2 separate regions of the Homo sapiens genome follow, and region 2 is linked to region 1. Evidence: read pairs that join two places in POLR2A ChIA-PET (ENCODE). Cell type or tissue: A673. All regions are shown on one strand. Each heading gives the region's core, and the rest is flanking DNA. Links, peaks and the distances in the headings are about the cores only.

The links. ChIA-PET counts read pairs that join two places held together with the same protein. Peaks named below come from ENCODE experiments on the same cell type or tissue, not always from the same donor. Only the 100,000 strongest peaks of a DNase experiment are listed, where the experiment ranks them.
Region 2: POLR2A ChIA-PET joins it to region 1 with 10 read pairs; 2 of 35 experiments call an interaction of 5 or more read pairs at or near these places.

Annotation. Positions count from the first base shown.
Region 1 is chr14:78,968,213-78,979,191 of GRCh38, forward strand. It overlaps NRXN3 (neurexin 3), which reads left to right. Exons shown (of 21, transcript NM_001330195.2): 14 at 1-134. Among named protein-coding and RNA genes, the nearest start is that of NRXN3-AS1, 100 kb to the right of the region's middle. In A673, for the core only: no CTCF peak of the experiment used is centred there; DNase peaks (open chromatin) are centred at 2,679 and 6,729.
Region 2 is chr14:80,623,860-80,634,838 of GRCh38, forward strand. All of the region lies in intron 19 of CEP128 (centrosomal protein 128), which reads right to left. Among named protein-coding and RNA genes, the nearest start is that of CEP128, 310 kb to the right of the region's middle. In A673, for the core only: no CTCF peak of the experiment used is centred there; no DNase peak of the experiment used is centred there.

The DNA.
Region 1 (10,979 bases), core at 1,981-9,980:
CAACCTCCCAAAGCTCGTGGCCTCTCGAGATGGCTTTCAGGGCTGTCTAGCATCAGTGGACTTGAATGGACGCCTGCCAGACCTCATCAATGATGCTCTTCATCGGAGCGGACAGATCGAGCGTGGCTGTGAAGGTACAACCTATTTTTTTCTTGTTAAGCTACAGCCTTGTTGCAAGCACCAAGCCTCTTTGCTGCCTCTGCCACTGCCTCCTTCCTCAGTTGACCAGTCCTGTCTCATTCTCATTTGCCACGTGACATTGCATCACCATCAGTGTTCTCTTGTCACTGGTTTAGTATGTCAAGACATGTGCCACAGGCTCCAGGAATGTATGTTGGCAGATGTTTTCTGAGTATCACATACTTGCCAATAAAAATAAAATAAAATAAAAAACTTCCCTGGCATTGACATCAGGCTTCTTTCAATGTGTACCTTGGCTTCCAGAATGGCTGAAACAGCACTGGAGACTTTTATTTATACTTTAATACATGATGAGGGGAAAACCAGAGATTTTATGTAGATGTCACTAATTAATAAAATGTTTCTTATTTTGGCTGATAGTGACTGCATTATTTAATGCAAATCTAGCAGGCAATAGGAAAACGATGTCCAAATGCCATGATGATGGAAGGGAACTAACATTTACTAAGTACTTACTAATTATCAGGCATTGCTAGGCAGTTCTTTAGTGTGGTATATTGGAACATTATGGGCTTTGATATTAGAAATACCTGGATTCAGCTCCAGGTAGTAGCTCTTGTTAGCTATGTGACATTTGGAAGGTGATGTAACTTCTGTAAGCTATATCTTTCTTACCTATAAAACAGGGCAATAAAACTTACCTTGAATGTAAGGAGATCAGAAATACACATAAAATGCCTGGTATGTAGTAGGTACTCGATAAATGGTAGGCTTATTGTTTACAAATATTATTTTATGTCAAACATCTAATAATACTGCATGTCTACCCATGCAGCACAACAAACCATGCTCAGCCTGTTCCTGTAGATGATCCACTGTCTCTTGAGATACTAAATGAATTTTACAGGTCTTCCTGAATCCAACAATTCTTTGCAGTGTAAACAATCTAGTTTTAACCAGCAGATGGCAGAAGTGAACACATTCAGCCTTCCCTAGTAGTCTTGGGTTGGCTGAAAACGTGACTGTTACCTAACTTGAAAGGCAAAGAAGTTGCCTGACCAAGGATCTATGTAATTATTTCCTTTTTTTCTTTTTGAGCCTTTTGGTTGAGCCTTATGGTCCTGTGTTTGCGCAATATATTGTGTTTCCTTGTATCAGTTGTTAATTTACCACATCAAATCTGTTCATTCCACTTCTGTGTTCAACTTCATGTATCGCTTCTGTTCTTAAACAGCTTCCATCTGGGTTAGCTCATCATCGTAAAGCACACATTTATAAAAGCTTCCTGTCAGCTTATCAGGCTGACTTGGAGTTATGGAAATTGTTTCCCTTTGCCTAAGAGTTATTTTTGTATTTTGCACTAGTAATAGGAATGTTCATTCCTATAACCCACTCCATTTTTCCTTTATCCAGAAATATTTCTTAAATTGTCTTGGCCAAATATGGTGTTTGTACTATGTAGTGTGTGTGTGTGTGTGTGTGTGTGTGTGTGTGTGTGTGTGTATAAAGGGACAGGAGGTTGGGAATCACTAAGCCCTTAAAGCAGCCACTTTGCTCCTAGAAATGAACAATTTCATTCAATCAGGGATTTTTGTCTCCTTGGCTTGCTTTTAGTTCTTTTGTGTATTAAAGGGCAATCCTGGAATAGACGTAGCATTTGGAATTAAATTGTATATAGTGTTTAGAAGATTGTAGAATGGCAGTAATTCCATTTATCCTGGAATAATTAATCATATGAAGTCAAATCACAATATAAGAGCACATATTAGAAAGCGTAAGATACTGGTCAAATGTTACAGAATTTTTATTATGCCATCAGTTCTTCAGATTTAAAAGTTAACAGGAATCATCCATTAACTCTATGTCAGTGTTTTCCAATAGATATATGTAACACATGCAATTATAAATTTCCTAGTAGCTACATTTTAAAAAGGTATAAAGTAACAGGTCAAATTTATTTTAATTTTGTATTTTATTCAATTTAACTAAATATACCCAAAATATTATTTCAGAATGTAATAGAGATAAAATTATCAATATTTTGCACTTTTTTTCACATTAAGCCTCTAAACTTGAGTTTGTATTTTATACTTGCAGCACACCTCAACCCAGGGGCTACATGCATTTAAAGTGCTCAATACACATGTCAATGGCTACTGTATTGGTAGTACAGGTATACAGAATACAAAAATTAAGGTGTAAATAAATAAAGCTATAGTATTGGATTAAAAGGAGGTCTAAGCTTTATAAAAGGGTACTAAAATGTATAATATAAAGGGAGAATGACCTCACTTAAGAGAGTTTTAAGAGAAGCAGTAAGAGCATCAGCAAAAAGAAATTACATAACGAGTTGGGGAAAATGTCCCTATCCCTATCTACAGCTCTATGTGCAGTTTGGCATTACTCATCACATGCATTACAGAGAGCTCCGACCTTCCTCTGAGTATGGTTGATTGTTCAAAGCCGGATATTGTGGCTTGATGGCTCCACCATCTGAATCTATGGTGAGTCCCATGAGCCTAATAGCACTGCACTCTATTGCCATGGAGATAATTACAACGGTTACCCACTGAGCATTATGCCTACCCCGCTGGGTGGGATGAAGTGGAGGGTGAGTGCTGAGGGAAGAAAGTCCTTGTTGATTGTACACAAATGACTTGGATAATTAGCCTAAGTGGCCAGGAAAAATGGCCCAAAATGGGTTAAGGCATAAATTACTGTCATTGGAAGTTTGTACCACTGTGAATAAGCCCTTGCAAGAGATCCCAGGAGCATTTTAGGGTTCTGTGTAAGATGGTGGGGAGGTAAAGGGAGAGCACAAAACACTGGAGACACTGCAAAAAGGCATCATTTTTATTCTGAATCTCTTGTGTAGAGCATGAGACCCCCAAGAAGGCCTTTGAGCATTAGGTAGTATGAGGACCACAGGAAACAGAACAAATTTCTTAATTTATCATTTCTTTTACATAGAACAGTAAACAAGTAGGGGATGAGGTTTTATAACTAAGAACTAAGACCAGAATCTCTTCAAGATATGTTTTATTCTAGCAAATCTAGAATACACAGATAAACATATATATATATATATACACACACACACACAGATAGATAAGTATCTGTATCTATCTACATTTAATATATGTTTCCATCAAAGTCATTGACAATGACACTTTAAGATCCCTAGGTAGTAAATGTGTTACCTTCCCTATTATATCAGACCCATGACAGCAGGTAAAATAAAAGGCAAAAGAGTCCAAAATTATTTTTATTTATTTTATTGATTGAGTGAGTGAGTGAGTGAGACGGAGTTTCGCTCTTGTTGCCCAGGCTGGAGTGCAGTGGCGTGATCTCGGCTCACTGCAACCTCCACCTCCCAGCTTCAAGCGAATCTGCTGCCTCAGCCTCCCAAGTAGCTGGGATTACAGGTGCCCACCACCATACCTGGCTAATTTTTGTGTTTTTAGTAGAGATGGGGTTTTACCATGTTGGCCAGGCTGGTCTCGACCTCTTGATCTCAGGTGATCCACCCACCTCGGCCTCCCAAAGTGGTAGCAAAATTATTTAAAAACTTGCTAATTTAGTACTCTTCAGCTCTCAAGTATGAGTAGCAAAAAAGAAAAAAATCTTGAAACTAGTATTTGATTTTATGTCTCTGATAGATGCAAAGTGTATAATTTAGATATTAAGTGCAATTTCTGGGCAACTCCTAGTCAACATTTAGTTGTAACTTGATACCTCTCAATTTAAGCTAGGGTTTTAAAAAAAATCATACCTGATTTAATATGTGGCTGGTAAATGTATCTTCCTATATTGAGGCCAGCTTTGCTGCAGAGGCCAAGGCATGATCAGCTAGAAATGTGGTTTCACAATTGCAGATGATAAACATCTGAAAGAAATACACGTGCTTTGTTTTGAAACTGGCACGAATAAATAAAAATGACATTAGTCTGGTGCCCTTTTGCCTGCAACTATTTGGGTTTGGATATATTTTTAAAATTAAACAAATTGAGCTTTTTGGTGTTCCCAAATCACCGTGATCCAAATGTCTAATTCCAGTGCCAAATTCCTGGGTGGCATTTGCAAGAGGGCACAAGGGGTGCACTCGAGTGACTCTTTCATGCTGAACTCCTAATGTTTAGAAGTATTTCTATGGGCTCCATCTGATTGCACACACGTGTCTTTCAGTCTGACCGTGCACTCCCTGAGGTTGGCTGTGTGGATGTGAGAAAGCTCTTGTTGCCCTTGTTGCCCGTTGCCTGTGCTTTGTCAAGTCTGATGCGCCCCTGCCCTGCTCTGCTGACTTGGCTCTGAGGAGGCCGGCTCTGTCCCTGGTCTGCGCGTCCCCCTCTGCCCTACTCCCCAACCCCATCTTTGCTGTCTCTGGTGAACCTGTAGAGCATTTCAATTGTCTGTCTGAGTGATGGTTATGCAGATTGCGTTTTCATTTCTGTAATGTTATCCTGGTTTATTCTACCTCTTACTAACCTCTGGTTATTGTTTTCGCTTTTTCTGTTCTTTTGCTAACAAAGTTGCGTTGACCAAAGCTGACCTGCAAGGTAGAGAAGGTTCTTGTTCCCATTACCACTTTGGACTGAAAGATGCCCTGTGTAACCCTTGGTATCTTTTCTTTAGAGATCTTCAAGCTGTCACACCTCTTGGACAGCAGCAATTGTGGGGAGGTGGCTGAACCCTGTGTTCTTCTGAAAGGGTGACAGATAACCCAGATCAATGCATGAAAAATAGCTATCAAGAGGAGACCTCATGGGGGAAGAAACATGATTCCATTTTGGGGGGTACCAAAGAGGTTTGACAGCATCCCATACCGTGACTATACATAAACATATTAATTTACTCTGGAAATGATAAATACCTCTCCAAGTAGTTGCCATGGAGGGGTTGGCTCCTCTTAATTTATTCACCATACATAGAAAAAAGAACTTGGAAGGAAAAAAAAGGCCAAGGCCAGCCCTTATGCCTTAAGTTATTATTTTCTGGATCAGGGAGGTCATTTCCTGGAGCAGGACATTTAAGTACTTGGGCTTTATGAAAGAGAATGTCATTTTCTCTTAACTAGTTTTAAAGTTTTAAATATTTCTGGGCATTTGGGAGACACTAATGTCATTAAAATGTTTCAGAGATTTATATTTTCTATTGGGGATTTTGGTTGAGCACTTTAATTTCCTGTTTTGTGATCGCAGGAAAAAAGTACTCTTGAGGAAGAAGATGATCTGTCATTTTAATCCTGAATACCCTATAAAATACCACATGTGAGATGTTAGTGAATATCTATTGCAGAAACTACTTCATCCACTATTCAAAGAGGCATCTTACAAAGTCAGTAATGGCCCACTGATCCTATGGTGCCATGCTGCTATGTCTCAGAATAACAAGGGAGGAACAAGCATTTTAGGTGTCTTTTGGCTGATTGTCAAGCAGGAGACTGAGCCTCATGACCTCTGCTGAGTTTGCAGTCAGTCCAAATTGTTAGAAGTAGTTAAGGCAAAGGTAACGTTCAAAAAATTACTTTTCATCTAAAAAGATCATTGACTTTGCTGTGACTTTCTTGTTATATGCCATGTAGCTAACCAGTACAAGCGCCTATCTATCCAGAATACATCCACCAATGAAGACTCTGTCACTATTTTACCATAACTTTGTTTTTCTTTATCGCCTCTTAGCAGATTCACATATATTTTAATATATATTTAAATTAAATAAAAGAATATACACTAGTTAGGACTTAAAGTCAGAGGAAGCTTTACAATAGCTTTCAGTTTCAAAGTATAGAGGGCCCTTGTGGCAATACTGTTGTTTTAGACATTATGTTTAATTGTCAAGAAAGATCCACTATGTATTTCTCTGTAAATGGAAGAGAGAGAGAAGGGGGCAGGACTCAATCTGAATGCAAGACAATCCAAGGAGATTGAAGCTCCTTAGGACTGGATTTAGCGGATTAAACTAGACAACTACATCTCTTCCCTGACTTTACTATCACGCAGGGTAAGAACTATATGGATTTTGAATTCCCAGAGCTTAGCATATTCTCTCACCTAGAAAATCTGGACATGGCAAAATAATCTGAAAGTTCTCATCCAAAGGAATAATGGTTTGTAGGGAGAAGTGAGTCATTGATTTCTATGCCTAAAGTAAATTGTTTACCAAAGCGTAGATACAGATTTAGGGACATAGTGGTTTGGAATATATTGATGTTTCCTTTTATGGAAGCTGTCTAGGCATCAATATGGTTTTAACATTATTACTTTATTGGCACGAACTTTCCTCCATTCTTGTAATGACTTGACAGTCTCTTTGTTTGTGGCAGGAGCTGCTTTTTTTTTCGATTATTTGGGGCCGTCTTACTCTTTCCCTGTTTTATAGGAAAAGCTTTTAGTTTTTTGTTTCCTAACATTGGGGTGTGGACTATTACTCACAAGCTGGCTTTTTCAGCTACAACCTGTGAGTATAGATAGTACTAATTACCATGAAGTATGAAGGGTAGTGAAGATATATGACAAGGAAATGAGGCAGTTGGAAGCCTAGACAAAAATGTATTCAGAAGGAAATATAACAATGAGGTGTAAGAAGTGACGTAATGAGTCTAGATGAGTCAACAGCTTAAGTCCTCTTGTTATTGTGTGGTTGGGGTAGTGTTTTATTTTTTATTTAAAAATTTTTAACTTCTCCAGTGAATGTGTTGTTGAATTTAACAGGAAGTTAGTGTCAGCTATGCCTGTGTATCAGGGACTAGGTACTGGGGATGCTAGGATACTGCAGATGAGATGCAGTCTCTAACTTCAAAGAATTCCACAGATGATCAGCCAATAATTACAATGCAAAGTGAAAACTCCTATCCTAGAGACATGCGTCCTGCCATGTGAGCATGAAGGAACACACTGGATCGTGTAGGGTCATGGTGGTCATGGGGAGTGCTCAGGGGATATCTTCTCAGACAGAGTTTGAGCTGAGTCTGAAGGACAAGTATGTTTTAGATGGATGAACGATGGAAGCACATTCGAGAGCTTGGCTTAATTGGGAATCTACAAGAAGCTCAATGTGGCTGAAATAATGTGTGTGGGGGGATATGATAGCACATGAAATGGGAGTGGTAGGATAGAGACAGGTAATGACAGACTTTTCCTGTAAGGAGTTGGACTTTATCCCAAGGATGCTGTGAGGAGGACAGAGATTTGGGTTGGATTTTCATTTTATCAGGATCACTCTGACACTAGAATGGAGAAAGGATGATGCAGACAGAAACTAGAAACAGAGAGCAGATTCAGGAGTGAAGCAGCATATTCCAAGACAGAGGGAAGAGACATGCCCCCAGTGCCTGTTACTTGACTTGGTCAAGGAGGTAAACAAGTTTCCCTTTCACATGAAACCTCAAAGAGCAAGAAAGAAAGTGAACTCTTTCTCCTGTTTGCTGCACACACCCTCTCCACTGCTACACTGTTATTCTGGTTAGTAGCACATGTATTTTCACATTATGACAAAAGATATCAAGAAAGAAGTTTACCGACTTTCCTGGTTTCAGGCCAGAATCTACATCTCTCTAGGTCAACACAGGAGACAGGAGCTCTCCACGGTACTCCTGTGATCCACGGGAGGGAGGTTGCCTTGCTGAGCAGTGCAGTCTTTGTATCAGTGTACCTTGGACAGAATGACAGCTTCTACAGAACATTCAGAAGTAACTTTCTAATTCCTTTTTGTTTTTAAGAAGGGTATTAGTGGAAAGGAAGAGATTTCCTAAAAGCCTATTCATGGAAGAAAGGAGCTGCAGAACTATAAAAGAAATATTAAGATTGACCTGTTTGGTGTGAGGCAGATGACATAAATTATGAGAAATAAAAGAATAACTCTTTTTTGTATTAGGTGATTAATTAGAATCTTCCTATTCCATCTTTAATTATAACTTCTCTTAGCAGGTTTTATTTCTGATGTTTAATGACTTTTTTTCTAGAAATGTAAGGTGTCCCTCTGCCCAGATGGTGAACACGTGGTCAGGGGATCCAGGATCCATTGGATCTGGGTGCTAAGTGCTGGCTATTTTGAGAAAGTCAATCAATGTATTGGGTTCAGATGCCTTGGAAATCTCAAGATTCTTTAAAGGCATTTTAGAACAGAGTTAGAATTAGTCAAACACCTTTAGTTAGGTAAAGGAAATTTTAATTCCCCAACTGTCTTTACTATGATGAATATTGTCCTCCACCTCATTTTCTCCGAAACTGAAGATTGTATCACATTCTCCATTGTATTTTTTGTTATAAAATATAGTACTTGACCTACTATAAGTTCCTCAAAATGCTTTCTATTGTGGAAAATAATAAGAGAGACATAAATTGCAGTGAACTTCCCATTATTGTTCTTGTGTCCTTTTCCTCCACATTATACGAGAGAGGCGTACAACACAACTGTGTCAGTGTGGCACACTACCAAAATGCATCTTGTTTCTGGACTCCTCATCAACTGTACACCCAACTTAAGTGGGAGGAGGAAACCTGATTATTGTCCTTTCTAGCAGAATTGCTGATGATCTTTATTGAGAGTCTCCTTGATGAAGGCATACACTAAGGACTTGGCAGGTTGTATCTCCATTGTGACTACAACCTTAGCTGATAGATACTGTTGTCTGTTTCATAGGTGACTTTATAGGTCTTGCATATGTTCTTTCATTTAATCTTCACACCATATGATGCAGTAGAAATACATATCTCCCTTATACAGATGGGGACACTGAGGTTTAGAGTTTAATATCACCAGCCCAAGGTCACATTACTAGTAAGTGATTAAACTGGATTTTAAAGCCCATGACCTTTCGCCTATTATGCCGTATGGTGTGAGTCTGGGTTTGCTTATTTCCAAAGCAGAAAGAGTACATAGATGACCAGAGAGTATCTGAGAGTGTCCTCCATGCTGACTTTATGGTAGATGGTTTTCATATCAACACCATTTCGAAAAGTTCTAGATAATATTTGCACAATGTTAGAGCAAAGTATTTTAAATTACCTCTTTTTTTGTTGTTGTTGAGACTGGGCTTTGAAACTCCTTCTCTCTCTCTTTTAAAGTATATTCCACTGCCCCAGCAGACCCCTACATCAGTGCCTAGAAAACAAGGAAAAGCAGACAGACTCCTCAGTTTACATTTTCTAAAGAATCATTGACTTATGAGGGATTGTGTATCACTTTGAAAAGAGTTATTTGACCTTTGTGACCCAGGCATCCCATGAAAATAGGGTGGGTTGAGGAAGAAGGCTTCATGCTACCAGCCATCCTCTCACTCTTACAAATACCCTACCTGCAGCAAGTATCAACTCCCACCTCTCTACTGTCATGGAAGGTGCTGTGGGTAAATCACTTTACTCTTAAGCTGTAATTATTCTTTTTAGATCATTGACCATCAAGAGCAGTGCTGTGCTAGAGCTGGCACTGGCACAGGAATTTCTAGGAATTTTGTAAGCCAGTTTACATGAGGCAACATGTTATGGCTTGAAATTGGCTATGAGGGGAGTACTAATAAAACCAACACATGTTACAAATCAGTTTTATTTTCCTTTTCCTGGGGTGCTGGTTGTTAAACATTTACTAGTGATATATCACCAATAAAAGGCCACTGGGGATAAAGATACCATGAAGCCATCTCAGTCAACCAATTCCCATCCATGGCCATAACCAATTTTATACCCAACGTATTATGAGAGGGTTGAAGTGGTTGAAGAGAAAAGGGTGTTAGTGAAACTGCTCCAAATGTTAGATTTTATTCTTTGTCTTTTTCACTGATCACTCTAATCATGTGACCTTTTTAAAACCTCTGTTTGAGAAGAGGAAGCCATAAGCATCTGAACATGCTTGAGAAGAGTGGTTTTGATGCCTTGCTTAGCTTTGGTAAGGCATAGGTCCTGACTTCAAGACAAAAAGCATGATCTTGGGAATACAGCCACCCTTAGGTCTCTCTGACAATGAGATTTTATAATAAGATTTAGGACCCTATTCTCTGGCATTGCCTTATGTTCTATAAAATGTGACCTAGAGTATTCGCGTCTCAGTGGATTCACTTGACATTTTTAAGTGATCATTGCTTTCTTATTTTAAAGCTAAATATAAGTGAATTTGGCTTCCTCCAGTTAAAATGAATAGATCTTATGTTGTCTGTAAATGACTCTCTTCAGAAAAGCCAAGGGGACTCAACACTGTAAATTTAGAAATACTCTGAAAGCTATGGAAGTAGCTTTGCTGAAGGGTCCAAGACATATATTCAGCTAAGTAAATAGGCTATCCTTATTATCAGGAATACCCTCTGTATTAGTTAGGGTTCTCCAGAGAGGTATCATATATATCATATATAGGATATATGCATCTTATATATAATATATAAAATATATATTATTTAGATATATACATCTTATATATAATATATTATATAAAATATATATTATTTATATACATATGTATAAAAATAGGAATTGGCTCACATGATTATGGAGGCCAAGAAACTCCACAGTCCGCTGTCTGTATGCTGGAGAATAAAACAGTTGGATTCTAAAGCCCTGGGAATGGGGGTGGCAGGGGCAGAAGTGGCATGATAGTGTAAGTTCTGCTCTGATTCGAAAAGCCCAAGAACCAGGAGCACAAGTGTCCAATGTCTGAGGGCTAGAGAATATGGCTATCTCACCTCAAGCAAAGAAAGCGAATTCCTCCTTCCTCTGCCTTTTTCTTCTATTCAGAATAGGACCACAACAGATTGGATGATGCCTACTCACACTGGGGACCATCTGCTTTATTCTCTTCACCAGTTAAAATGCTAATCTCATTTGTAAATACCCTCAAAGACATACCTGGAA
Region 2 (10,979 bases), core at 1,336-9,335, 1.7 Mb after region 1:
ATGTAATGAGCAAATCAGGGTAATTAACATATCCATCATCTTCGGCATTTATCCTTTCTTTTTGTGGTGAGCATTCAAAATCCTCTCTTCTAGCTTTTTTGAAAATATACAGTAAGTTATTGTTAAACATATTCACCTGACACTGCTACAGTACTTTACAATTTATTCTTCCCATCTAGCTGTAGCTTTGTCTGTTAACCAACCTCTTCCTATCATCCCCTTCCTCAATCTTCACAGTACCTCATAACCACTATTCTACACTCCTACAAACTCAAGTTTTTTTTTAGTTCTCACATATGAGTGAGAACACGCAGTCTTTATCTTTCTGTGCTTGACTTACTTCACTTAACATAAAGTCCTCTAGGCTCATCCATGTTGCCAGGACTGGCAGGATTTCATTCTTTTTCATGGCTTCTTTTTTATCCCATTGTGCATATATAACACATTTTCTTTATCCATTCATCTGTTGATGGACATTTAGGTTGATTCCATGTCTTAGCTATTATGAATAGAGCTGAAATAAACATTGGGGTGCAGGTACCTCTTCGATATACTAATTTTTTCTCCTCTGGATAAATACTCAGTAGTGGGATTGCTTGATTGTAAGGTAGTTCAATTTTTAGTTTTTTTGTGGAACTTCCGTACTGTTTTCCATAATGGAGGTATTAATTTACATTCCCACTAAGAGTGTACAATAGTTGCCTTTTCTCCACATCCTTGCCAGCATTTGTTATTTTCTGCCTTTTGATGATAAATATTCTAACTGGGATGAGATATTTCACTGTGGTTTTGATTTGCATTTCTCTGATGATTGGTGATGTTGAGCATTTTTTCATGTACTTATTGGCTTCTTGTGTGTCTTCTTTAGAGAAATGTCTACTCAGACCCTTGGCCCATTTTTTAATGATTATTTGTTTTCTGTTGAGTTGTCTGAGTTCTTTACATATTCTGAATATTAGTCCTTGTCAGATAAATGGTTTGCAAATATTTTCTGCCATTCCACAGATTATGTCTTCACTCTGTTGATTATTTCCTTTGCTATGCAGAAAATTTTCAGTTTGATATAGTCCGTTTTGTCTATTTCTGCTTTTGTTGTCTATAGTTTTGAAGTCTTACCCAAGAAATCTTTGCCTAGACCAAACTCCTGAAGTATATTCCCTAGGTTTTCTTTCCCTGTAGTAATTTTATAGTTTCAGGCCTTATGTTAAGTCTTTAATCCATTTTGAGTCAATATGTTTTGTATATGGTTAGAGACAGAGGTCTGGTTTTATTCTTTCACATATGGATACCCAGTTTCCCAGAACTCTTTATTAACGAGGCACTTTTGTTAACACTTTATTAACGAGACACATTGGGGAATGTATGTTCTTGGCAACTTTGTTCAAAATCAGTTAGTTGTAAATGTGTGAATTCATTTCCGGTTCTCTATTCTGTTCCATTGGTCTGGGTATTGGTTTTTATACCAATATCACATTATTTTGGTTAATGTAGCTTTGTGGTATATTTTGAAGACAGGGAGTGTTATGCCTCGAGCTTTGTTCTTCTTGCTCAGTAATGCTTTGGCTATTTGAGGTTTTTGGGTTGTTCATGCCTCTATATGAATTTCAGGATTTTTTTTCTATTTTTATGAAGAATATCATTAGTATTTTAATAGGTGTTGCACTGCATCTGTAGATTGCTTTGGGTGGTAAGGTCATTTAAAAATATCAATTCTTGCAATCCATGAGCTTGGGATGTCATTCCATTTTTTGTGTCCTCTTCAATTTCTTTCGTCAGTGTTTTGTAGTTTTGTTATCGAGATCTTTCATCTCCTTGGTTAAATTTATTCCTATAATCTTTCTTTCTTCCGTCCTCTCCTTCCCCTTCCCCTTTTCCTTCCTTCCTTCCTTCATTTCTCTTTCTTTCCCTCTCCTTCCTCTCTTTTCCTTCTTTCCTCTTTTTCTTTTTTCTTCCTTATTTCTTTTTTCTCCCTTCTTTCTTTTTTCTCTTTCTTTCCTTTCTTTCTCTCTTTCTTCTTTCTTTTTGTTACTCTTGTACAGAAGAAATTTTTACCATATCAGATTAGTTCTCTCATTCATGCCAATATCAAGTGAGCCTGTATTACTCTTTAAAAAGTCATAAAATACTAAATGGTAACACTGGTATATTGAATAATCAGCCCCAAAGATAGTCAGGTTCTAATTCCTGGAATATGTGAATACATAACTTTACAAGGCAAAAGAGACTTTGCAGATTTTAAGGATCTTGAGATGAAAAAATTAGCATGGGTTATTCAGGAGATCCCTAAATGTAATCACAATTGTCCTTATTAAGAGTGAGACAGGGCCGGGCGCGGTGGCTCACGCCTGTAATCCCAGCACTTTGGGAGGCCGAGGCGGGTGGATCATGAGGTCAGGAGATCGAGACCATCCTGGCTAACAAGGTGAAACCCCGTCTCTACTAAAAATACAAAAAATTAGCCGGGCGCGGTGGCGGGCGCCTGTAGTCCCAGCTACTCGGGAGGCTGAGGCAGGAGAATGGCGTGAACCCGGGAAGCGGAGCTTGCAGTGAGCCGAGATTGCGCCACTGCAGTCCACAGTCCGGCCTGGGCGACAGAGCGAGACTCCGTCTCAAAAAAAAAAAAAAAAAAAAAAAAAGAGTGAGACAGGGGAGACTTGACCACATAGAGGAAAATGCAATGTAGTGACAGAAGCAGAGATTGGAGTGAGAATGGAGGAAGGGGCCACAACCCAAGGAACATAGACAACCACTAGAAGCTGAAAAGGGCAGGAGAAAGAATTCTCCCCTCAGAGCTTTCAGAAGCAACCAATCCTGCCAACACCTTAACTTTAGGCCAGTGAAGCCAATTTCAGATTCCTGACTTCAAGAAAATAAACCTAGACCAAGATGGTGAAACTCCGTCTCTACTAAAAGTACAAAAATTAGCTAGATGTGGTGGCGGGCACCTATAATCCCAGCTACTTGGGAGGCTGAGGCAGGAGAATCGCTTGAACCCAGGAGGCAGAGGTTGCAGTGAGCCAAGATGGTGCACCATTGCACTCCCGCCTGGGCAACAGAGCAGGACTTCGTCCCCCCATCACCACCCCCAAAATCAAGCATACATTTTAACCACAGTTGAAACCCTCAGGATTTTCTCAGAGATTAATGACTTTTCTTTTATATTCCATACAGTCCTGACAAGATACTTATTAGACCCACAGCATATTTAGAAAAATAAGTTACACATGGGTACATGGAGATTCTGGGAAACTGGTAACAGAAAATGCCCTGATTTTTACAAGAAGCAATATCTCAGAGTAAGGAAGGGAAGAGACACAGAAAATATTAGAACATAATAGCTTAGAATCAATTGTGCAAGAGCAGTGCTGTATTTCCAGTTAATGGTGAGGACAATTATTGCATTACAGTACAATCATCAAGATTGAGCACAACTGTCCCAAGTCATTAAATAAATGCTCAGCATATTCTGCTTAAGAATGTAAGTGAAAATAAAGAAATGTAAGAACCTTGTTGAAAGACTCTTAGACGTGATTAAAATAAATATTCATGCTCAAAGATGTAAGAACGCATCACATGAAGTGTCCACCTATGTACAGTACCTCATTACTAATGCTGTTGGCAGGACATTGTAAGGCCCATTGTAGATGTTCAATTAACATTTGGTGGCTAATTTCATGAATGAATAATACATTAAATGAATATCATTTGTTGTAGATATACTGCTAATAAGGTCAGCAAGTTATATGTTTATTTAGATTGTACATAAGAGAAATATTTAGAAATTATTCACAGGCAGGTTTGGAAGAATAAAATGAGATATTAAAATACTCAGAAAAGCAATTTAGAAAGTCCATTTTTATTTTTAATTAATTATTATTTTCTTTTTTTTTTTTTTTTGGCTCAGAAGGTAGAAAGTCCATTTTTAAAAAGCCTACTTAATGAAGTAAAAACCATGTCTGCTCACTGAGGTTTTTGGTGTTAGATGTAATAGAGCTAGAGCAATAACCTCATTGGGCTATAAAATGAAAGTCCCATACCAGAGATTGTATTCTAATTCCCTTAAAAGTTTTTCAAGTGACCTAACCCATTCATCTCACTCAGGCTGTGTGTGTGTGTATAAAACAGTTTGAAATATCCTCAGCACAGCTCTCTTGAAGGCAGTCTAGCTTCGGGAGTAAGCGTACTAGTGAAAAAGCTTAAATTGCAAGAACAGAAAATTCAGAGAACTTTATACTATTACAGACCCATATGGTGGTTTGACAGATCAAACTAACCTCCAAAGGGAAATTTCTATTTGAATAGTAAGTAGATGATTTCAGACATGTGCTTGAAGTTTTATTTAGAAACACAGACTAATGCATCTGTTATCCTAAATAGTGAAATGTGACAAAAAGTCTTTCCTTTCCTATTCTTAGAAACATCCCATATAGCCATCTGTTTATCAGTTTCCTCACTTTTTAAAACACTACTGTACATTTTATTAGCTTGACTGGCATGTCTTTAGATAGAGTGTCAAGTATCAAATTAGGAAATGGACTTTGCAAAATTGGTTACATGCAGTAAAAGCTAAAGAAATGAGTGTCTTTTATCATATTTAAACTAATTTCAAACTATGAACTGACATGACTTTAACAAGCTAAATTCCCAACATAATACATAGCTAGAATGGACATCTGCTGTTTTTGCCTGTCCATTTCCCCCTTTCTCCTAAAAAGCGTCCGCACAACTACCTTTCTCCCTCTCTCGCAATATGAAGTTATTATAGGGCTAACTACGCTGTCTATTTTAGCTTTGGACAAATGACTGAAACCTGGTCAATGAGAGTAACACAATCTTTTGGCAACAGGGAATGGTTTAAGGGTAACATACCTGATTAGGTAACTCAAGCAGCAACAGCCCTGGACTTTCACCGGAGCTACTGATAAGTAAGCTCTTGCTAGCTAAGATAGTAGGATGTGAGCCTATAGCTCACATATATATATGTATAGTCACTTCTTACAGGCAGCATGGGTGAAAATGAAGTTTAAGTCAAGGGAAGCTTTGAATATAAAAGGGCTGACAGATGGTGGGGTAAGCGTTTTAGATGTTACAAATGAATTTTCTTGTGCCACAGTTAGACTACATTTGTATTTTTAGTTCCTAAGTGAATAAATACCTCCCTTACTCTCCCTTTTTAAACTCAAGCCTGTTTAAGAAAAAAAAAAAAAACAAACGGGTTTAACTCACTTCAATCAAGATTTCAGGCCAATACAATAGTTTCTACAATTCACTACTTTCTTTCCAAATGACTTTGCCATTAGCAACAATTGAAAAAATGGAGCTGTGTCTTCTCAGTAAGGGCTTGATTCTGATACTAGAGATCAGCGATGTGAGTTGTGTGGTCTTTGACAAACTCAGTCTTCTGAGACTGGTTTCTTTATCTGTAAAATATACATAAGAATTTGTATCTTGAAGAGTTGTAGTGAAGATTAACAGTGTGTTAAACATCTAGCAGGTGAACACTTGATAAATTGCATTTTCTTTTCCTTTTTGGAGAAATAGAGGGCTTTTATGTATTTATTTATATTTCACAGGTATGAAAATGACAAAAAGTTCCTCTGAGAAGGAGTTCTCAAATTCAAAAGTTAAAAGTAATCCTTAACACTCCAGTAATATATTTTTTTTTTCTTTTTAAGGTAGGAATACCCTCTGTTGGGAAACATAAAATTTTAGAAATCGGTCACTAATAAAGGATCTAAGTAAAATTATTTCACAAAGTAAAGCCTTTTTAAATGTACATTAATAAAAGGTGTAGTCTCTATAGGCCTAGGGTTTGCACTGAAGTTTTTCTATGTGGTTTTTATTGTTTGTTGATTTTAATTGGTTTGAGGTTTTTGGCCCTTGTTTTCATCTTTTCTTTTCCATCAGTGACTTACTCAATCTGATTTTCTGTAACTTTTGAGTCACATATTTCTGGGATACTATAGTCCTAGGAATAACATGAGAACTAGGTGCCCTGGTAACAAAACATTTTGAATTGGTTTTAAGTAGAAAAATCTATTTAAGAGAGAATTGAATGTATATAAGTCATGTGGTTTGCTATCCACTGATCCAATAAACTCCATGATGAATTCATGTAGCTTGTAAGTTCCTAAAATCATGCCATCTAACATAAAATTTTAGGATATTTTAATTTTTCTTTTTCCCTTGAAACCCAATCTAGATGATATTATCATATAACTGTTATTTACCCTTCTGCTTTGTTCAATTTTGTTCTAGTAGTGGTCAATGTAGACGTATCGGTTATACTAGTGGTTTAAAAGTAGATAAAAATCAACTATCACTGAAATATTCACATACTTTTACAAACTAAGGTGGATACTTCTCTTATGTGGCATTAGAAAAGTAATGAATGAAAATTACAGTCTATAAACTCAAAGCAATTCATTGTAAATTAACCCACTATTTTTAAGAAATCATAAAATTCTGTAAGTAAATTGAATTGAATACTTGTTACCAAGATTAAGTAGTATGATGATGTGGCATAATATTTCATATTTAAAATTTTATAGGCATTAGAGTTTACACTTAGATGTGAGGTAAATTCATTAAAATAGTATTTATGGGTAGTCAGTGTAACGGTTTACATTATGAAAGATTCTTTAGCAGAAAAAGAAGCTCTAAAAAAATACCCCAAAGTCTGCCTTGGCAAGAAATTAAGTCATATGGAAAAAACCACAAGTTACAATAAAAATTCACTTGATACAGTAATATACATTATTCCTTCTGAATTGTATAGGCAAAAAAACTCCAGCTCCCTAAGCCAACAACCAAATATTTCTGTTAAGTTCATATGATTTGTTTTCAGGGCAGAACCTCTGCAAGTTTTTATAGTGTAAGGACTGACCAATATAACGAAAATTAGTTATCCAATCTAGATGCAAAAAGACAAAGCCATATCTCTGTTGTAATACAGAATCACAAAAGTCACCATCAGCACGCATTGTAATATGTTACTTTATGTAATATGAACAGAAGGTAAACTTACAAACGCTGTCAAAATAATTGTCCATAACATGTTTTATTTGGGCTTCTGTTTTTTACCCATGGGCAACTGTAAAAGAAAACATGCAGTGCCTACTTTCTCAAAGGGTAATTTTTATCTTTGTATTAAGAAACTAAAAAATACTCATGCTTTTTCGAGTCAATAATTCCACTTGGAGGAATGTAATCAGAAATGTATAAAATCATATATATGCAAAGACTGTCATTCTATTGTTATTCATAATAACATGATTTTTAAAAGAATTTAAAGCTCATCAACAAATTAGCCACCATCTCCATTGAGAATCTGATGAACACTAAGTAGAGTCTTTAGCCCAGAAATATCCACCTATGCCTATCCACACACATAGGCACAATATAAACATGATATAAAAATTACATTGCCATCTAACTTTGAAAACTATTACAAGACTCAGCAATTGCATGATATATAGGAATAGCTTTTAGAATGATGGAAGGAAGAGAATGCAGTTTTCAGAGAAGTAAAAAAATGCTGTACACTTACTGAAATTAAAATGACTGGTCTAAAGAACTTAGCGAGATAGCAGATAAAATTCAAATATTACAGGCTATGAAGAGTCTTACATACCATTAATATGCTTATTTCCATTCTTTATATTCAAAGATAACACTACTACTGTTTGTTTCTATATGTGATTCGGTATCTGCAAAGATCAATGAGTAAAGAAGTGCTAGAAGTCTAATCTTTGATTTGATGTTGTAACTGACCGACAAAGCCTGAAGCAATTTGTATTTTCTCTTGTTCTATCAAAGTGCAAAGTACCAGTCATTTATTCATGTAATACAATTCAATTTCATAAACATTCTCATCAATTCAATTCCATAAACATATCTACTTTGTGCAAGACTTAGGTGTCAGATATTAAAAAGATGAATAAAACACAGAAACTGTATTCCAGGGACCTCACCATATTAAGGACAATTCTTAAGAATTTATTTTCAATAGTTAGAATGTATACTGCATGAAGACACCTTTTTTCCCCCTCAGTGATATATCCAAAGTACCTAGAACAATTACATAATTACTAAGACAGAGGAAGAATCTGAACTAAGGTTGACCTGACTCTAAAGTCCATATTACTAGCTGATGTGTTATTCAGCTCTTCTGTACTCTGAATTCTTACCAGTCACCTGATTAAAAAGGTGCTGCTTCTATAATGTATAAAATTATATACCTGAAAAGCAATAGCAAGCATATTCCATAATAATTAACACAGAAGAGTCACAAGATAGCTAAATACTATGACAACTATCCTTCAGTATTTTTCTTTTTAGTTTTCTATGTATGCACACATCACTAAATAATACATTGTTTCATTTTCCTGTCTTTTAGTATTGTATACATAGAATTATACTATATGTGTACTTTGTTGACTTGCTATTTACATTCAACATAATACTATTGAGACTTTACCATGTTAGTGAGTTTATATATACTAAGTATAAATATTATATAATATACTCTGTATATACTGCATATAGTATATATGTTATATAATATGGTACATATATATCAGTATATTATTGTATATTATACATATGATATATACTATACATTCTAGTGCATTATACAGATTACATATATAATGAAAATTACAATGTTATCCTTGGAGTCCATCATACTATATATAATATATAAAATCTATTATCTATATAATATAACATGCTATATATATTATAGTGCATTCACTATAACAGTTTTTTAGTATTCTGCTCTGTGAATATATCCTAGTTTTTCTATTCTTCCATGAATGGGCATGTGGGTCATTTCCAATTACTCTGCAATTACAAATGGTGACTACTTATGTGCATATCTCCTAGTTCGGGTGTGTAAGCTTCTCACGGGTGTATGTCTGGGAGTGGAATTGCTGAGTCAAGTGGCAAGTGCATACATTCAATTTTTTAAAATGATGTGAGTTATTTTCCAACATTCATGCACCAGTTTATAAATACGCACTAAGAATGAGTGAAAGGGCTATTGTTTTAGTGCTCACTACGTGTGCATTTAAAAATTAAAAATAGGATGGGGTTTGGGATTCACACCTGTAATCCAGTACTTCGGGAGGCTGGGGTGGGAGGATTGCTTGAGCCCAGGAGTGCAAGAGCAGCCTGGGCAACATAGTGGGACTCCGTTTCTACAAAAAAATAAAAAATTAGCTGGGTATGGTGATGTGTGTCTGTAGTCCCAGCTATTCTGGAGGCTGAGGCAGGAGGATCACGTGAGCCCAGAAGGTCAAGGTTGCCTTGAGCCGTGACTGCCACCACTACACTCCAATCTGGGTGCCAGAGTTAGACCCTGCCTAGAAACAAACAAACAAACAAACAAAAACAAAACAAAACAAACTAGCTTCTTTTGAAACTTTCCTCAAGAGAGATAATATACATTGGCACAGGGGTCCGATATGTCAATAGTAATACTTTCCGTTGTAAATATTTCATATCTCTGTCCTGCTTAAAGCATAAAAGTTGTCACTCACAGTGGCCCCATGATCAAGTTAATACCCCTTGTAGAGCTCACAAGCTCTCCTGTTTCTGTTATGGCCTGCCTTCTTCTCCAGTGTCTTCTGCCACCTCTGTCTCTCTCTATTGCTTTCCTCCGTCTCTCTCATATATGCCAGGGCCAAACTGAAGTTCTTTCATTTCTCCAACAAGATTTCTAATCTTAACAATCAGTTCATCTGCCTCTTGCATCCCTATTCCCACACCTAGGACAAGCAAGACTTCCCACTACGTATTCCCATCCACAGTTTGGACTATGGATTTTAAAAAGTGGGGATCAGACTTATCTCATTCACCACTGTATCTTCTTTGCATAGCTCATTGTCTGGTTCAAACCAGGTCCTCAATAAATAATTAAATAAATGACTACCTGTTTCTAGTTAAAATAAATGTGTGCCCATGGGAGGTGTCCCATCCATTCTTGGTATTAAAAAAATGTGAATCCCTATGTCTAAGTATCAAACCCTGGACCACAATGAATTCATCAAGAGCTATGTACAGGGCCCTCTTGGACCATGGAGTCTTTCCTGGGTATTCATGCCTAAGGTAGGAAGTACCTAAGCCATGCATATCTTCCTTAATATTTGAAATATCAACAATTTCCCACGACTGGAAAGCCATATATGAAGGAGATGAGGCTAGAAATTTGGGTCACTAGGGATCCTGCCTGCTGCGTTACTAAGTTTAGATTACATCCTACAGAAAATGAGAATTACTATAAGATTTAAGTTTAGGCAAGTCATGATTAATTGGTGTTTAAGATGTACTTGTTAGATTGCTTTCAGAGGAATAACTGTTGAGAAACAAAGATTCTTGCTGGAAAGCCATAATGCCAACTTTGACTTTACACTCACTACATTCTAATAGATGAGTGAGTCTTTAATGTTTTCCTCTTGACAACATTTTTTGGATTGATGCCAGATTCCCGAAGGGCATTTCTGGATGGAAAGTTTTAAAGCAATAAAAATGTTCTCCAAGGACATAAGACTATTTTTAAAAGTTTTGAAAGTGGTACTAATATCAATATAGATGTTTATTGGAGACACAGGTAGAAAACAAGAAAAGCAAAGTAATATTTTTGAATATATTTTTCAATATTTTGTATTTCACAATTGGTGAGTTACGCTTAGTAGGCATTTTTTCCAGGTTGTATAAATAAGAAAATGTAACTAACATGTTATTCTCCCTTTATCCTGGTAATCATTTTTTCCCAACTTCTAATTTGGAGAAGCCAACCTCGCAAGTTTAGTTAATTTTATCTCTGTGTTTTGCCCCCACTTTTCCCTATTCTCCTACAATTGTCACTCACATGTCTTTTTTTCCATTTCCACAGGTACCACTTCAGCTTACCTCCCGATGCCTGAATTGTAACAAAAGCCTTCCAACAGTTTCCTTCTCTACATTTTCTCTCCTCT